2 separate regions of the Homo sapiens genome follow, and region 1 is linked to region 2. Evidence: chromatin loops called from intact Hi-C (ENCODE). Cell type or tissue: GM12878. All regions are shown on one strand. Each heading gives the region's core, and the rest is flanking DNA. Links, peaks and the distances in the headings are about the cores only.

The links. Hi-C counts contacts between places; a loop is a spot of excess contacts. Peaks named below come from ENCODE experiments on the same cell type or tissue, not always from the same donor. Only the 100,000 strongest peaks of a DNase experiment are listed, where the experiment ranks them.
Region 1: a loop joins it to region 2, with 9 times the contacts of the local background. A loop is called at or near these places in 8 of 110 quality-filtered maps.

Annotation. Positions count from the first base shown.
Region 1 is chrX:86,802,866-86,812,674 of GRCh38, forward strand. All of the region lies in intron 7 of DACH2 (dachshund family transcription factor 2), which reads left to right. Among named protein-coding and RNA genes, the nearest start is that of DACH2, 660 kb to the left of the region's middle. RefSeq lists an enhancer at 2,341-2,866. In GM12878, for the core only: a CTCF peak has its summit at 4,113 (motif pointing right); a DNase peak (open chromatin) is centred at 4,128.
Region 2 is chrX:87,293,934-87,303,742 of GRCh38, forward strand. No RefSeq gene overlaps it. Among named protein-coding and RNA genes, the nearest start is that of KLHL4, 220 kb to the right of the region's middle. In GM12878, for the core only: a CTCF peak has its summit at 5,826 (motif pointing left); no DNase peak of the experiment used is centred there.

The sequences.
Region 1 (9,809 bases), core at 1,068-9,067, 490 kb before region 2:
AACACATCTCTTTAAAACAGCAGCTTTCTTTCTACCTTACCCCATTCCCAATCCTGCCACTTGTTTGCCAATTTATGATGCAAACTGTTATAATGTTACTTGGCACTCATAAAATGTTATTTTTTGTGCAGCCTTTTACACAGAGGTAGCCAGGCTGGTTTTCTGGAGAAGGGACTTGTACATGCCTTTGGTGCTTTTTGTTTGTTTGTATCAGAAGTTCTTGTTTTTCTTTGCAGATTTTAGATCAACTTCTAGTCTGTTTCTGGAACCTCAGCAGTTTTGTATTTCTAGGCTCTATAAAATATAGAGTTACTCCAAAAAATCAGTCAGGTCTGCTTTATCTCTGATATAACAATAGATCATCTCAGAGATTTTGGGAAACTATGTGTGTGGGAGAGAAAGGTTTATGCTTTAAATTTTTTTGCTCAGAGGACTATGCTATGTAGACAAGTTCAATAAATTTACACTAGACATTCTGTGACAACTATACAAGCTATTTTTCGAAATTGTAAAATTTCAGTTTGTCACAATATTTGTAGATTATAGTAATCATTTATTTTATTGGAGAGACTAAGAGTTGACCAGAAACTCTTTACCTCCATCCCCTTTCTTCCTTCATTCTACCACATATTTGTAAATAAATAAATACATAAATTATATATTCATGTACAATCTTGTCTTTTTGAATAAAAAAGAAATAGTGGAATCAATCTGATGATTCGAAATCTTACAGGGCTTTAAGGTTACCAGTGTACATATCAAATATCATTGCATATGTTATAGATAGACACATGATGGTGGCTATTCTAGATACTGAGGAGACAACAGTGAGCAAATAAAAATCAGAAAAAAGTCACTACCCTCAAAAAGATTCAATTGTACTGGAATAAAATATTTAATAAAATAAATAATTATATTATATTGTATATTAAATGGTGCTTAATTTTACAGAACAAAATAAATTGTCTCAATGAGGTAGAAATAGGGGTGCAGGTTGCAGTGTTAAATGGGATGGCCAGTATAGGTTTCACAAAGAAGATACCATTTGAGCAAATCATACAGGTGGCAATCTCAAGTGAAATGCATAAACACTCTAAAACACACCTTGTAAAGCATTTTGTTAGTTCTAAATTTTTATTTGACTTTTTTTCTTATTAAGCTTATTACATTCTCTACAGTTTGAATATCGCTTATCTGGAATGCTTCAGACCAGACATGTTTCCATTATTGGTCCATTCTTGCATTGCTATAACAAAACACCAGAAACTGAGTAATTTATAAAGCAAAGAGGTTTAATTGGATAATGGTTCTTCAGGCTGTACAGGAAATATGATACTGGCATCTGCTCAGCTTCTGAAGTGGCCTCAGGAAACTTTCAATCATGGCAGAAGGCAAAGGAGAAGCAAGCCTGTCTTGGCACACATGTTTAAATAACCAGATCTCATGAGAACTGACTCACTCACTATCATGAGAACCGCACCAGGAGATGGTGCTAGACCGTTCATGAGAACTTTCCCCCAGTGATCCAATCACCTCCCACCAGGCTGCATCTCCAACACTGGGGATGACAGTTTGACATGAAATGTAGGTAAGGACACAGATCCAAACCATATCATTCTGCCCTGACCCCTCCCAAATCACATGCCCTTCTCACATTTCAAAATACAATCATGCCTTCCCAACAGTACCCCAAAGTCTTAACTAATTCCATCATTAACTCAAAAGTTTGCAGTCCAAAGTCTTATCTGAGACAAGGCTAGTCCCTTCTGCCTATGACCCTGTAAAACAAAAACAAGTTAGTTACTTCCAAAAAACAATGAGGGTATAGGCATTGGGTAAATACTCCCATTCTGAAAGAAATTGTCCAGAAGAAATGGGCTACAGGCCCCATGCAAGTCTGAAACCTAGCAGCGCAGTCATTAAATCTTAAAGCTCCAAAAGAGTATCCTTTGACTTCATGTCTCACATCCAGGGCATACTAGTACAATAGGCTCCCAAGGCCTTGGGCAGATCTGCCCCTGTGCTTTGCAGGGTTCAACCTCCACGGTTACTCTCAAGGGCTAGTGTTGATTGCCTGTGGCTTTTCTAGGTTCATAGTGCAGGCTGTTGGTGAATCCATAAGTCTGGGTTCTGGAGGATGGTGGCCCCCTGTCACAGCTCCACTACTAGGCAGTGCCCCAATGGGGACTCTGTGTGGGGGCTCCAACTCCATATTTCCCTTCTGCTCTGCACTCGTAGAGGTTCTCCATGAGGGCTCCACCCCTGCCACAGGCTTCTGCCTGGGGAACCAGGCTTTTCCACACATTCTCTAAAATTTAGGCACAGGCTCCCAAGCCTCAGCTCTTGCACTCTGTGCTCCTGTAGGCTTAACACCACATGAAAGCGGCCAAGGCTTATGGCTTTTTCCTCTAAAGTATCAGTCCTGGGTCCCTTTTAGCCATGGCTGAAGGTGGAGTGCCTGGGATGCAGGGAGCAGTGTTCTGAGGCTACACAGGGCTGTGTGGCCCTGGGCCTGGCCCACGAAATCATGTTTTCCCTCCTAGGCCTCAAGGCCTGTGATGGAAGGGGCTGCCAGGAAGGTCCCTGAAATGCCTTTGAGGCATTTTCCCTATTGTCTTGGCTATTAACATTTAGCTCCTCTTTACTTATGCAAATTTCTTCAGCCCACTTGAATTCCTCACCAGAAAATGGGCTTTTTTTTTTTTCCTACACATGACCAGGCTGCAAATTTTCCAAACTTTTATGCCCTGCTCCCCTTTTAAACATAAGTTCCAGTATCAGGTCATTTGTTTGCTCACACATAAAAGCATACACTGTTACAAGCAGCCAGGCTACATCTTGAACACTTTGCTTTTTAGAAATTTCTTCTGGCAAATACCCTAAATCCTCACTCTCAAGTTCAAAGTTCCACAGATCCCTAGAGCAGGCACACAATGCAGCAAGGCTCTTTGCTAAAGCATAGCAAAAGTGACCTTTCCTCCAGTTTCCAATAAGTTTCTCATTTCCATCTGAGACCTCCTCAGTCTGGGCTTCGTTGTCCATATAACTATAAGCATTTTAGTCACAACAATTTAAAAAGTCTCTAGAAAGTTCCAAACCTTCCCTCATCTTCCTGTCTTTGACCTTCTATATTCCTCCAATCTCTTCCTGTTATCTAGTTCCAAAGCTGCTTCCACGTTTTTAGGTATCTTTATAGCAATACCCCACTTCTGGTACCAATTTTCTGCATTAGTCTGTTCTTGCACTGCTATAAAGAAATACTTGAGACTGGGTAACTTATAAAGAAAACAGGTTTAATTGGCTCACAGTTTCACAGGCTGTACAGGAATCGTGATGCTGGCACCTGCTTGGCTTCTGGGGAGGCCTCAGGGAACTTTCAATCATGGTAGAAGGCAAAGGGGAAGCAAGCATGTCTTATATGACCAGAGCAGGAGGAAGAGATAGATGGGGAGGTGTCATACACTTTTAAATAACCAGATCTCTTCACTCACTCACTGTCTTGAGAACTCCACTCCCACGATCCAATCACCTCACACCAGGCCTCATCTCCAACACTGAGGATTTTTGACGTGAGATTTGTGTAGTGACACAGGTCCAAACCATATCATTTTTAATTTTGGGTTTTTCAGATTTTGCAGTATTTGCATATACATAATTAAATATGTTGGGGATGGGACTCAGGTCTAAACATGAACTTAATTTACTTTTCATATACACCTTATAAACTTAGCCTGAAGGTAGTTTTATAAAATGTTTTTAATAACTTTGTGCATGAAACAAAGTTTTTATTGTATTTTGACTGTGATCTGTCACATTATGTCAGGTGTGGATTACTCCACTTGTGGCTTAATGTCTGAGCTCAAAAAGTTTTGAATTTTGAAGCATTTCAGATTTTAGATTTTCCAATAAGGGATCCTCAACCTGTAGAAGGGGAAATCTAGTTAACTGTCCTTTCATTGAGATTTTCCTATATGAAAAATAGGAAAGAACAGTGCTTCCCAACCAGTATTGACATTTGGCCAGATAATTCTTTGTTGGGAATCCAGTGGTGATCGGGGGTGAAGGGCTTTCTTTCCTATGCTTTGTGGGCGTTTTGCAACATCACTGGCCTCTACCACTAGATGTCAGCAGTATGTAGTCTTGACAATCAAACATGTCTGTAGCTATTGCCATATGTCCTCTGGGCAACAAAATTGCTCCTGGTTAAAAACCACTGACCTGTGTCTTCAGGCCTTCAATGACTTGGAAAGCAAAAGTGGGCTAATTTAAGGTGAAGCTGGGCTCATCCAGTTTTTACCTAGAGAAGGGTATTTCCAAACATTGTGTTTCATGAGGTGTTAATAGATGCTTAGGTTGTCAAATATATGACTATATACTCCTCTTTCACTTCTGTAAATTTTCAACTACCATTTATTTAATAAACATTTATATTGCATTTACTTTGGATCAGAAATTATTCTATCAATTTTGCTAATAGTAGTTCATTAATATTTATAACAGCCCTAAGAGGTAGGTGTTACTATTATCCTAACTTTATAGATAAAGAAACTGAGGCATAGAAAGGTTAAGCAACTTTCCCAGGGTTCTACAAATCATAGAGCAGGGATTCAAACCCAAGCAATCAGGCTCCAGTGTATTTTGCTCTTCATTATGCTCTCTGCTTCCTATCTTGACATATAACATATGTTAATATTTACTATTCGCATATTTTTTATTTTAAAAAATTCCACAGGATTTTGGGACACAGTTGGTATTTGGTCACAAGAGTAAGCTCTTTAGCGGTGATTTGTGAAATGGGGTCTGAGATGTTCTGCTCTAAAAGATTTAGCAAGTTAAAAATAAAGGAAAACTGTGCCCTGTGAAATATGAGTTTCAGATAAATGAGACACCAATTTTTAGTCTAAATCTGTCCTATGGAATATTTTGGACATAATTATATTAAACAATGATTTGCTGTTTATCTGAAATTCAAATTCCACAGAGCACCCTGTAATGTATCTAGCAATCCTAGCTTTAAGGAAAATTGTTAAATATTGTTTAGGCCTGTTTTCTCAACACTAATTTGAGCAACGAAGCTTTTCTTGTTAGAACACCTAATATCACGTGGAAGTTCTGTGGGGCTTTAGTCTAAGGACAGTGGGAATGCCTTTCAGCTAGAGAGTGAACAGATTATTAAGGGTTCATTCCAAAGTACAGTGATCTCTTCTTTGAACTCCTAGAGGCAAATAACAATCTATGCCACATGAACATGATTCAAGCTTAAGTGTCCACTGTTTTCCTAAATAATGTATCCGCTCCTTAATGACAAGAACTGGGTGTCATACTTCTTCCAAACCTTTTACTGGACATAATATTTGTTATTGGAATAACATTTTGTCTGAAAGATGACTGAATTCCAATACATGATTTATAAAGGAGCCTGTTATGTGAAATTGCTAATCTAAGGATCCACAGCAAATGAGCATAATTGGTTTTAGAGTATCTGTGTCACTTTCTCAGGCTGGTACGTCTTCATTCCTTTGCTACTAGCTTTCTGTTTTCATTTATCTGTATTATTTTTATTTCATCTCCTTAAAGAAATACAACAATTTGGGGATCAAGCTTTTCCACATTTGATGATGGCAATACTTGAGGAGTCATTGAAGCTATGTACACTTCCTTATATTCACACAAGTCACATTACACAGCAGTTGGTCATTTTATTGTTGTAATTGTTCCTCAGTTTGTTAGAGGGAAGCAGGTGTCTCACTTGTCCTGAATGTAATAATAATGACATTGCCAAAAAAAAAAAAAATGGGTCACCTGGGACAATAGTATTTAGGGAAAAGATCTCAAATAAAATAATAAAGTATAATTTACTTGATAACGAATAAAACTGATGACCTGGTAGGTAGCTACAATTTTCTACTGCTGAGTTAGTCAGCTGTGTTGTTTATATTCCTGTATCACAATCCTTAAAGCCCAGAGGAGACACACTCCATGCAAAATGGGAAAATAAGCATTAGAGTCATGTAGAGAGCCTCTAGCAGCCTGGACTTAATTTTCTGGGTGATTTTTCTATTTTGAGTATTCACTATATATTTATCTTTTTTTCCTACAAAAGTTCTTGTCAACTTTTATATCTATTCATCTGGGCTCTACGAAATAAGTTAAAATGGAGCTTATTCTCTAAGTGGATGCCCAAGTGCTATTACAAAGTATGGCAGGTTTAACAAACAGGCTTAATAAAAGTGGTTTCCACTTTGCTTTAATAAGTGAAGAGATCACTCATGTCCTTGACTAGATGGCAGTTCTCCTATTCTTACTTTGTAGTTTATACTATTATGTTCTATGTGCTGATAAAGGTTTTACTATTTACATTTTGAATACCAGCTTTTTAAATAAAAAAAATCAAAATCCTTTTTCCTGGGTTTAATAAGAGATGCTCTTATTTAACCAATAGCCTATGTTTCTAGAACTTGCCCATTTAAAATTGTATTGCCAATTAGGATTTTTCAACCCTATCTAGTAAACTCCTACATAACAGTGCACTTATTTAAATTCTGAGCAAAATTCAGATGCTGTTCAGATGTAAAAATATATTACAAGATTGAAATTGATTTCCAGTTCATTTACCATTCATTTTTGTAGCAAACGAGTTAAATAGGAAAAAAAAATCTGATGTATGGTTTGACAGTTTCCTCTTGCATACACTAAAACATAATACACTTCTACTGCTTTTGGGCTATTATGGACCTTAACATGCAATGTGACCTTGGTGTGAAAAGCATGTTTGGTTAGCACAGAAACTTAATCATAAGAAGTCATAAGTAGAATCCTTCTTCTTTATGGCCCTTTTTCTAGGACTAGGAAATTTATTGCTTGTGGGACAGGTAGGATATGAACAATGGGCCAAATAGAGTCCAGGGTTATCTCATCCATGTTAAAACTGCTGCTGAAAATCGATGTGACCTCTGCTACACTGTCATCCCAGTTCCCACCCTCTGTGTCCTATTTGTCTTTTGATAGAAGCTTAGATCCGTGTGCTGTCTCTATGTGTCTCTCTTGAGCCACATTATCAAAATGAATCATTGCCTGCATACCTCTTATATTTCTATTTATTCTCCTGGTGTTGACTAGGTCTGATGAAATATGATTCTTTTTGTATTTGATCCTCACTGCAGCAAGCAACACCTAATTCAGCTGTGTCTATCTCTTTAAAGAAGAGTAATACTATTTTGAAACTCCAATTTACTGTACAGCAACATTACAAACCATAGACCATGCAACCTGTCTTCATCGTCAATATAATTTTCCTTTCAGCCAATTTAATGGCATTTTTTTCATCTTCAAATAGAAGACTTCCAACAAATTTAATGTAGTTATAATTTTGTTTTCTGCATACTGAATGTATTGCTTTCCTTTTCAGCTATCTTGTTTGTAAAGCAATCCTCAGAGTCTCACCACTGAGGTTATACATATGTGTAGGTGATATGTAACAATGAATTCATTATTTTAAGAACTCTCTCCTTGACACAAAATATTTATTCAGGGAAATGATTATATTGTCTCTGAATCAGCAAGAAGTTAATGTTATAACTTCGTAGCACTTCATTTTATAATAGTAGCTTTTCCAGGCTACATAAATTAATACTTTAAGATTTATAAACATCAGTATAAAAGTACAGAACCTTTCCAGCTATTATAAATATTGATATATCATCATTATAAAGTCATTCCATCCACTTAATGCATTCACGTGGAGAAGAAAAAATACTACTTAAATGTAGACATCAAACAATGCAATTGAAGCATAACACTGTGGTTAATTGTTGAGAAATGTGCCTTAGAAACCTTAGATCTGCTGCCTAAGACATGTTTTAATAGTGTTTTTATGAGATAATACTTCAAAAGAAACCATGTAGCTGAATAAGGTCACAGAATTTGTGATAATGTGCTGATTCTCTCTGGAATAATTTACCTCTTCTAAACCTACCACTGACTTTATAAAAAAAAAAGTAGAGAGGCAAATGTCTTGTAAGAGTTTAGCGTTAATTTTAAATAGAGTTACGTAACTAGAGTATGAAAATAAACTACGAGTGAGTTGTAGAAAACATTTGCATCTGTGAACAAAATATTGTTTTCAAAGCTTTACTAAAAAATAATTCCTAGGAAGTTATTCTCATAGCTTTCTGTGCTAAAGAAAATTAATGGTATAGTTCATGCATTTTATTGAATTATTTAAGGTCAATAAACAAATGCTCTTTTTAATATTTGGATTCAAACAGTGTGAAACTGTTGACTCTAATATAATCATATAGCATTTTTTTAAATTGCTATTGGTTTGGAAAAATAAAAAATGTAAAGGTGATATATAGTAAGAGCCTTTTATTCAGAGATAGTACTAAATAATCTCACTGAAGTTTCCCACAAATGAATGGCACAACTTGCCACACAAGAAATTCCACAGCAAAAGGTAACTGTTAAATTAATGGGGCTCAAGACTCTGCACACTGCATATGTAGGCTGCTTGCAATAGGAAAATGAAGTCCATATTCCATACCTATAGGAACCAGAACCAATAGACATCTTTTTTTGTTTCCAAACCATGTGAAATTGGTTATGTCTAGATTTAAGCCAAGTCTTTTTTCTTGAGTGAGTCTCATTAGAATATATGGAGTCACTGAATGTTTTTTCTGACCAGAGAGATGCATACTTTTTAAACTTTGCCTGTGCTCTCTTGCTGAAATTAAGATACTCCAGTGAGCAGCATAACTGTTTGAGGTGCTATGATTCACCCCATCATGCACTGCTGATGAACTCAACTAAGAGTAACTGAATTTCTTTCGTTAACATCCCGAGATTACCTCTCTGTGGCAGTTTCTTTTTACATACGTAGTTACAGAAGAAAATTTATCTAATTCGTACAGGTCATATGAAAGACTGTCAGCCAGAATAACCAAGTATTCAGGGTTCTCAAAGTAGGAGGGGATTCCCTTTATAATTAGGTATATCTGTTTTAAAGCAAATATAAAACATATTTATAAACAAAAATTCTACTCATAGCTCTTTATAGAGTAATGAGAATATTGAAGAATACAACATAAAAATAAAAGAGAGAATAGATGTAACTTGTGATTTTATGTCATACGTGTTATTTTCTGATAAGGGATATTCCATGAAATAAAAAGTAACACTGGAAACAATCCAAATAGTCATCAACTAGAAAATGTTTAAACGCAAGCTAGTATATTCATGAAACAAAATACTATTCAGCAATAAAAATAAACTACTGATACCTGCCACAACATGGATAAGCTTAAAAAACATGCTAAGAGAAAGAAGCCAGGCACAAAAAAACCATGTATCGTAGGATTCTATTTATATGAAACATTCAGAAAAGGCAAATCTTTGGAGATAAGGCAGATTAATGGTTTTTAGGGGCTGAGGTGGGAAAGAAGATTAACTGTAAATGGACATGAGGAGTCTTTATAGGGGAAATTAAGATGTTCTAAAATAGGTTTGTGGTAATGATTAGACAACTCTAGAAATTTACTAAAAATGAAGTGTATACTTAAAATAGGTGAATTTTATTGTATGTAAATTATTTTTTGATAAAGCTGTTAAAATAATCAAGATAAATAAATTGATTGATTAATAGATTTAGAGAGGAAAAAATAAAATGTTGCTTGTTTTTCCAGGAAGTGATCTGAATATTTAATTTATAGATATTCATAAGCACATATTGTCAATTGTATGTATCTTAAGTTTTTTCTCCAGATTTCATACCTCTTTAGCCATAAGCATTGTTTCAGTTTCACAAGTTCTTT
Region 2 (9,809 bases), core at 1,115-9,114:
CAACCTCCCAAAATGGTGAGACTACAGGTGTGAACCTCTGTGACCAGCCAATGTCATCTATTGTAGACTCCAACTATAAGTGAGATCACACAGTATTTGTTGTTCTCTGGCTTATGTATTTAACTTAGCATAATTCCTTTAAGGTTTATCCATATTATTGCAAATGGAAGAATATTCCCCTTTTTATGGCTGAATAATATTTCATTGTATTTCTATACACCACAATTTCTTAATCTATTCATCTTTCAATAGACAAATAGGTTGTTTCCACGTCTTGGATATTGTGAATAATGCTGCAATGAACATGGGAGTGTTGATACCTCTTCAACATGCTGATTTTTATTTCAATTGGATACTTACTCAGAAAACGGATTTATGGTTCAAATGGTAGTTCTGTTTTAAAATTTTTGAGGAACCTCTATCTATACTGGTTGTATCAATTTGCAACCCCTCCAACAGTGCACAAGGGGACTCTTCACTGCATCCTGGCCAATACTATTCTCTGTTTGGCAAGACAATTCTCTCTTGTCTGTTGGATAAAAGTCATTCTAACACATATAAGGTGATGTCTTACTGTGGTTTTTATTTGAAATTTTCTTGTGATTAGTGATGTTTAGCATTTTTTATATGCTCATTGACCATTTGTGTATCTTCTTTGGAGAAATGTCCAATCAGAGCCCTTGCTCATTTTTTAATTGGATTTTGTTTTTTGCTATTTAGTTTTACGAGTTTCTTATATATTTTGGATATTAACCAATTATCAGATATATGGTTGGCAAATATTTTCTCTCACTTCATATTTTCATTTTGTTTATTATTTTGTTCCTTATTTCCTTTTATTTGCAGAAGGCTTTAAATTTGATGTAGGCCCACTTATTTACTTTTGCTTATTTTTTTGCTTTTGCTTTTGGTGTTATATAAAAAAATCATTACACAAACCAATGTCAAAGAGATTTTTCTTTATATTTCCTCTAGAAATTGTACAGTTTCAGGTCTTAAATTTAAGCCATGAATCTATGTCAAGTTAGTATTTGTGAGTGGTGTAAGATATGGACTAAATCTCAGTCTTTTGCATGTGCATATTCCAAAGACCATTTATTTTCCAAAGATGATTTATTGAAAAGACAGTCATTTCTCCATTATGTATTCTTAGCATTCATGTCAGTATTAGTTGACTGTGTACACACGAGTTTATTTCAAATCTGTTCCATTGATTTAGGTGCCTGTTTTAGGCCAGTGTCATACTATTTTGATTGAAATAGCTTTGTAATATAGTTTGAAATAAGAAAGCATGATGCCTCTAAGTTTTCTTTTTTCAAGATTGTTTTGGCATTTTGAGGTCTTTTGTGGTTCTCTATGAATTTTAAGATTGATCTTTTCTATTCTTTGAAAAATGCCATTCTACTCATCTGACAAAGGGCTAATATCTAGAATCTACAATGAACTCAAACAAATTTACAAGAAAAAAACAGCCCCATCAAAAAGTGGGCAAAGGATATGAACAGACACTTCTCAAAAGAAGACATTTATGCAGCCAAAAGACACACAAAAAAATGCTCATAATCACTGGCCATCAGAGAAATGCAAATCAAAACCACAATGAAATACCATCTCACACCAGTTAGAATGGCAATCATTAAAAAGTCAGGAAACAACAGGTGCTGGAGAGGATGTGGAGAAATAGGAACACTTTTACACTGTTGGCGGGACTGTAAACTAGTTCAACCATTGTGGAAGTCAGTGTGTTATGTTAGAAATCCCTAGATTCCTCAGGGATCTAGAACTAGAAATACCATTTGACCCAGCCATCCCATTACTGGGTATATACCCAAAGGATTATAAATCATGCTGCTATAAAGACACATGCACACGTATGTTTATTGTGGCACTATTCACAATAGCAAAGACTTGGAACCAACCCAAATGTCCAACAATGATAGACTGGATTAAGAAAATGTGGCACATATACACCATAGAATACTATGCAGCCATAAAAAATGATGAGTTCATGTCCTTTGTAGGGACATGGATGAAGCTCAAAGCTATCATTCTCAGCAAACTATCGCAAGGACAAAAAACCAAACACCGCATGTTCTCACTCATAGGTGGGAATTGAACAATGAGAACACATGGACACAGGAAGGGGAACATCACACACTGGGGCCTGTTGTGGGGTGGGGGAAGGGGGGAGGGACAGCATTAGGAGATACACCTAATGTTAAATGACAAGTTAATGGGTTCAGCACACCAACGTGGCACATGTATACATATGTAACTAACCTGCACGTTGTGCACATGTACCCTAAAACTTAAAGTATAATAAAAAAAAGAAAAATGCCATTCTCTGTCATAATTCTGATAGGTATTACGTTGAATCTATAGATCACTTGGATAGCATGAACTTTTTTAAGATACTGATTTTCCTCGTCCATGAACACAGAATACTTTCATTTATTTATGTTTTCCTCAAATTATTTCATCAATGTCTTACAGTTTTCAGTGTAAAGAGCTTTTACTTCCTTGGTTTGTTTAATTTATTCTTATATATTTTATTTATGGTGCTTTGTAAATGAGATTGGTTTCTTTACTTCTTTTCCAGATAGTTTGTTGTTAATCTATACAAATCCAACTAATTTTGTGTGTTGATTTTGTGTCTTGCAACTGTACTAAATTTGTTATTAGCTCTGACAATTTTTTGGTAGAGTCTTTAGGGATATATATGTATGTGTGTGTGTGTGTGTATACACACACACATACATACTCACGTCATCTGGAAACAGAGAGAATTTTACTTTTTGCTTTCCAAATCAGGTGACTTTTTCTTGTCTAATTACTCTGGTTGGGACTTCCAATATTATGTTGAATAGAAGCGGTGAGAGTGGGCACCCTTGTCTTAATCCTGATCTTAAAGAAAAAGTGTTCAGATTTTCACCATTGAGTATCATGTTAACTGTGGGCTGAGTACACATGGCCTTTATTATGTTAATGTTGAAGATTAAAACACTCTTTATATGAATTTTATTAAAATTTTCTCTCATTAAATGTCATGTTTCTCATCTGCCATTTTTTAAATTTTGTTTGTAATGCTATTTGAACTGCTATTGTCATTGTATATATTAATTGCTTATTTATTCTTCAGTCTATTTGATAGCTTCTTATTTCACTATCCACAATGTAGTGATTCAGAGTTCAGCTTCTGGAGTCACACAGGCCATCATGTGCTAGCTGTGTGCTTTTAGAGTTACTTAACCATTTTGTTTCTCAATATCTTTATTCATAAAACTGGGATAATAATGATGATTACTTCCTAGGTTTAAGGTAGGATTAAGTGAGATAATGTATGTTGAGTGGTTTAAATGAATTATTATGTGTAAACTATTGAAAACAGGGCCTGATATAGAATGAATAATCAATTAATTCCAGCAACCACTTTACCTATCCATTTATACGCTAAATTACACAGTTTTAATTTTAATACTTTAAAAACACATTCTGATAAATGGTGTGTTATTTTCTCATTATGTTTGTTAAAGTATTTTTGTCTACTTTTGCCCTCTTACTCTGCTTGATGAATTTTAATTGTGATCATGTGTTTAAAAGGTCTCAACAATACATTATTTTGTTCTTTAGAATTGAATGATATTTGTTATTTATTTTGCATATTTTTATTTTTCAATAATTAAATGTATTTCAGTAAAGATTAATTGTTTCTTCATAGAAAGGTCTCACATTTCATGTTACAGTTATGTCGCTGTGTTTTCTCTATTAAATTAGTATATGGGATCTTATTTTTTGAATTATATTTTCTACTTATTTGAACCAGACGATAAAGAATGAAATCCTAGCTTTGCCACTTTCTAGCTGTGTAAACTGGAGCCAATTACCCAACCTTCCTATGCTTTGTTCTCTCAGATGTATAATGACAGATATATCAGGACCTATACTATAGAATTATTATAAGGATGGTTATGTAAATTTATTCAAATTATTGTATTTATTTTTTATCTGGTTCTCTTGAATTTTCTCTGTAGTAATTATATTTACTGCCAAAAATAAATGTGTTCCTCACTTTTCATGCTTGTGCACCTTATTTATTTTACATTCTTTACACCAATACTAGAATGCTCAAAATATTTTAACTAATAATGATTTAGGCCTATGACTTCTTTCTTTTTATATGATCACAGTGAATCTTGATCATGTCTGTTTGAGAGAGATGTGTTTTATCATACAGAAAAAATGCTTCCATTTCTATTTTCCTATGGGTTTTTATCAGAAATTGATAGTTCATTTTCTCAAATACCATTTCAGCATTTAGAAGAAAATTGCATGTGTGCATGCATGTGTGTGCTACTGCATTTGCTCTATTAAGGAAAGCCATTATAATAACAGATTGCTTTTGAACCATCCTCACATTTATGGAGTAAATTGTGTTTGATCATAGTGTATGGTTATTTTAATGCACTCATGAATTTCATTACTTAACAATTAAGGTTATTGTGTCCACCTCCATAAATCAATTTGGTTTTTAGATTTCATAATTATAGTTTCTTTATCAGGTTTTTGTATTAAGGTAGTATATTTGCCTTATAAATGAAATAGGAATTTTCCTTGTTTATCTTCTGGAAGAAAGTAAAATACACGTGAATCATTAGCCTCTGTAGCTTCGAGGGAACTCACCTATAAAATCAACTGGATCTGAAATATTTTGGAGTAGTATTTTTTTGACAAATTTTAACAATGTCTTTTGTTGCTATGTCTATTTTTATGCAATTTGGGTTAAGAAAGCTTCTTATAAAATTCATGTACTAAATGTGAAACCTATTAAACTAAGTTTATTCTTTGGATCCTTTTAAATACCCCCTGTATCTATAGTTACAGCCTCCCTCTAATTCCTAATATTGGCTGTCATGGATCCCCATCAGGAGATAAAACATTGGACTACATTTCCAGTCTTGGTGGTATGTTGGGATGTAGATGGCCACCTTAAAATGCTGCTGAAAATATTAGGATCAGAGGTGCCAGAGTCTACTGACAAAATATGCCTTTCTCTTCCTCTACATCAATAAATGCATACATCTACATATCCCCTGGTGTTTTACTTAAATTTTTGTGAGCTGGCAGAAAGATACACAGCTAGAAATTAGGGCCTTGCCTTTTTCCTGAATCTTGACATTCCAGTAGTGGAGGGTATGACGAGAAAGTAAAAGACATGTTTGTATTCTGGGTTCCTGTTCTGTCCTCCTCTTTCTTAGCTGCTTTCCAACAGGACTTGCCTTAGGTGATACAAGCTAATTCCATAAATAACAGCATGTCTACAAAAAGCCACTTTTTTTTTTCTTATTTTGTGTCCCCCCTTTAAAAGTCCTTTCAACTTTAATTACACTAATATAATCAAAATAGGTATATTTCTACATGACATCAGTCTTTTGAATAAAACCGAAGTACACAATACTACAAGGCATTTTCCGATATATTTATTCTCCTTGAGTTTGGGCCCTGCTACCAATTATATACATTGTTTTTCTTCAGTGAACTAGATAATGCAAAAAACAGTGCTTTATTTCTTGCTGGAATTAATAATGGTTATTGCAATGAGTGTTTCTAGTACTTTTTAGAATCTTCAAGCATATACAGAAATCACAAAAGTGTAAAAAACTTAATATACTTAATAGAAAAGTTGAAAATTTGTTTTATTATAATAATTTTCTCAAATATGTTTTACAATATTAATTCAGCAGTAAATGAAAATTTTTGCTAAGAGTAGTTCAGAATCGATTTCAGAAAAAATGTTTTAATCAAAGAAAATGTTATAGCGCACTCTAGTGGCACACTGTGTAATTTAGCACAAAGTAAAAGTCCTCCTGCTTATAATAAACTGACAGGTTATGCATAAGAGTAATTTATCTTACTGTAAAAATATAGCAATATTTTCCAATATATGAAGATATACTACAAGCATGCATGCTTCGTAGCCTGCCATTATTTTCTATGTACTTTTGTGAGATTTATCTACCATTTAATAGTCTACTGAAGCATACTTTTAATCACATTTGATATTTTTTATATTTAAAAATAATCTGACAGTTTGAATTGTTTATTTTTATATTTCTGATATGGAAGTTACCCATTAGTAGCTAATGTTTGTGAAACGAGTGGAATTTTTTTTTTTAATACTGCTATCCCTTTCCCAAAGTCAGAAGTGACTACATTGCAGTTTAGCTATGTTAAGCTCCTGGCATTAACCACATTGCAAGATTAAAGGCACAGTTCTCCAGATTTCCAAGTCTGACCAAAGCTTCTGACCCTAGCTGCAAGCAATTATGTAATCACCCAACTTCCTGTATCCTGCATAGGCAAAAACAATTCACCAAGAACATGCTACTGCAGTAAAGAAAGAGTTTAATTAATGTCAGGCTAGCCATGCAGTAGACTGAGATATTACTCAAGTCTCTCTCCCTGAGAACTCAGAGGCTAGGGTTTTTATAAATAATTTGGTGGGCAGGGGGCTAGGGAATGGGTGCTGCCAATTGCTTGGGAATTAAATGAGATTCTGGAACAGTCCTCGTGTGCTGAGTCCACCTCTGGATATGGGTCGCATGACTGCTTGAGTCATGAATCTCAGGTCTGGGTGGGGTAAGTTGGTTGCCAGAATGCCAAAATCTGAAGAACATCTCAAAAGGCCAATCTTAGATTCTATAATAGTGATGTTATCTATAGGAGCAATTAAGGAAGTCACAAAATTTTGTGACCTCTGAAGACATGACTCCTGAGTAGTAAGAGATTATAGAAACTATGCCTACATTTAAGCAGAATTCAGACTTTTCCTATAATTCGAATCTACCGATCTTTTGTTAGTTTTACAAAGGCAGTTTCAGTCCCCCAAAAATTAGTTTTAGGGACAGACTATTATTCTTCTTGCTTTAATGTTAAACTATAATCTAAATTCCTCCCATGGTTAGCTTGGCATACACCCAGGAATGAGTGAAGACTGAGCCAGTCTGTGAGGCTAGAAGCAAGATGGAGCCAGCCATATTAGATTTCTCTCACTGTCACAACCTTTGAAAAGATGGTTTTAATTAGGGGACAATGGCAAAGTTAGAGAAAGAGTTCACACAAAACTACCCTCACTTCTGACACCATGTATAAGTTTGGAGGTTTCCCAAAGCCATTCTCAGGTTTGATCATTCAATAGAAAGATTCACAGAACTCACTGAAAATTATACTCACAGTTATAGTTTACTAAGGGCAAGAGTACAGAAAATTCACCAAAGTAAGAGACACATCGGGCAACATCTGGGAGGGCTTCACATGCAAAGCTTCCATTGTTATCAGGATGTGTTACTTTCCTGTCATTAATGTGTGACAATACACACTGAATATGTCAACCACAAAGCACACCCGAACTTTGGTGTCCAGAATTTTTACTGAGTCTCCAGTAAGTAAGCATGATTGACTGATTGATTACTCCTGTGTTTGGAATTAGTCTCCAGCCTCTGTGATTTCTAGAGATCTTGCTGTTATCACGTGGTTGGAGAAACCCACTATAAGTCACCTCATTCCCATAAACTATCAGGTATGGTTCAAGGGGCCCCAAATAAATAACAAAGGCATTCCTATCTCTTGGGCTATTCTAAGTGTTTGGAGGTTACCTCCCAGGTCCCAAAGACAAAGGCAAGCACTCTCTTTGGAAAAAGCCATAAAAGAAATCACAGAATTGAGAAAAACCAAGGAGAAGAACTATTTGCTTCCTCTGTAGAAGACACTTTCATGAATGAATTTCATTATTGACACTTTCTACTAATTTTTTTCTTCTAATAAAAATGGGATACATGTGCAGAACGTGCAGGTTTATTATATAGGTATATGTGTGCCACAGTGGTTTGCTGCACCTATTGACCAGTCCTCTAGGTTCCCTCCCCGCACCCCCCACCCCCCAACACTCACTGGTGTGTACGTTGTTCCCCTCTCCGTGTCCATATGTTCTCATTGTTCAACTCCCACTTATGAGTGACAACATGCAGTTTTTGGTTTTCTGTTCCTGTGTTAGATTGCTGAGGATGATGGCTTCCAGCTTCACCTAAGTCCCTGCAAAGGATATGATCTTAATCTTTTTTATGGCTGCATAGTATTCCATGGTGTATATGTACAACATATTTTTTTATCCAGTCTATCATTGATGGACATTTGGGTTGGTTCCATATATGTGCTATTGTAAGTGGTGCTGCAATAAACATATATGTGCATGTGTCTTTATAGTAGAATGATTTATATTCCTTTGCGTATATACCCAGTAATGGGATTTCTGGGTCAAATGGTATTTCTGGTTCTAGATCCTTGAGGAATCACCACACTGTCTTCCACAATGGTTGAACTAATTACATTCTCATCAACAGCATAAAAGCGCTCCTATTTCTCCATAGCCACACCAGTATCTATTGTTTCCTGACTTTTTAATAATCACCATTCTGACTGGCATGAGATGGTATCTCATTGTGGTTTTGATTTGCATTTATCTGATGATCAGTGATGTTGAGCTTTTTTTCATATGTTTGTTAGCCACATAAATGTCTTCTTTTGAGAAGTGTCTGTTCATATTCTTTGCCCACTTTTTGATGGGGTTTGTTTTTTCTTGTAAATTTGTTTAAGTTCCTTTTGAATTCTGGATATTAGACCTTTGTCAGATGGGTAGATTGCAAAAGTTTTCTCCCATTCTGTAGGTTGCCTGTTCGCTGTGATGATAGTTTTCATTTGCTGTGCAGAAGCTCTTTAGTTTAATTAGATGCCATTTGTCAATTTTGGCTTTTGTTGCAATTCTGCTTTTGGCGTTTTTGTCATGAAGTCTTTGCCCATGCCTATGTACTGAATGGTACTGCCTAGGTTTTCTTCTATTGTTTTTATGGTTTTGGATTTTACATTAAAGTCTTTAATCCATCTTGAGTTAATTATTGTATAAGGTGTAAGAAAGGGGTCCAGTTTCAGTTTTCTGCATATGGCTAGCCAGTTTCCCCAGCAACATTTACTGAATAGGATATCTTTTTCCTACTGCTTGTTTTTGTCAAGTTTGTTGAAGATCAGATGGTTGTAGATGTGTGGTGTTATTTCTGAGGTTCCTGTTCTGCTCCATTGGTCTGTATGTCTGTTTTGGTACCAGTAACATGCTGTTTTGGTTACTGTAGCTTTGTAGTATTGCTTGAATTCAGGTAGTGTGATGCCTCCAGCTTCGTTCTTTTCGTTTAGAATTGTTTTGACTATATGGGGTCTTCTTTGATTCCATATGAAATTTAAAATAGTTTATTTCTTTTTTTTTAATTGTTACCCTTTTTTATTTTATTATTATTATACCTTAAGTTTTAGGGTACATGTGCACAATGTGCAGGTTAGTTACATATGTACACATGTGCCAGTTTATTTCTAATTCTGTGAAGAATGTCAATGGTAGTTTAATGGGAATAGCATTGAATCTATAAATTACTTTGGTCAGTGTGGCCATTTTCACGATATTGATTCTTCCTATCAATGAGGATGGAATGTTTTTCCATTTGTTTGCATCCTCTCTTATTTCCTTCAGGAGTGGTTTGTAGTTCTCCTCAAAGAGGTCCTTCACGTACCTTGTTAACTGTATTCCTACATATTTTATTCTCTTGGTAGTGATTCTGAATGGGAGTTCATTCATGATTTGGCTCTTTGCTTGTGTATTGTTAATGTAAAGGAATGCTTGTGATTTTTGCACATTGATTTTGTGTCCTGAGACTTTGCTGAAATTGCTTATCAGCTTAAGTAGTTTGGGGGCTGAGATGATGATGGGG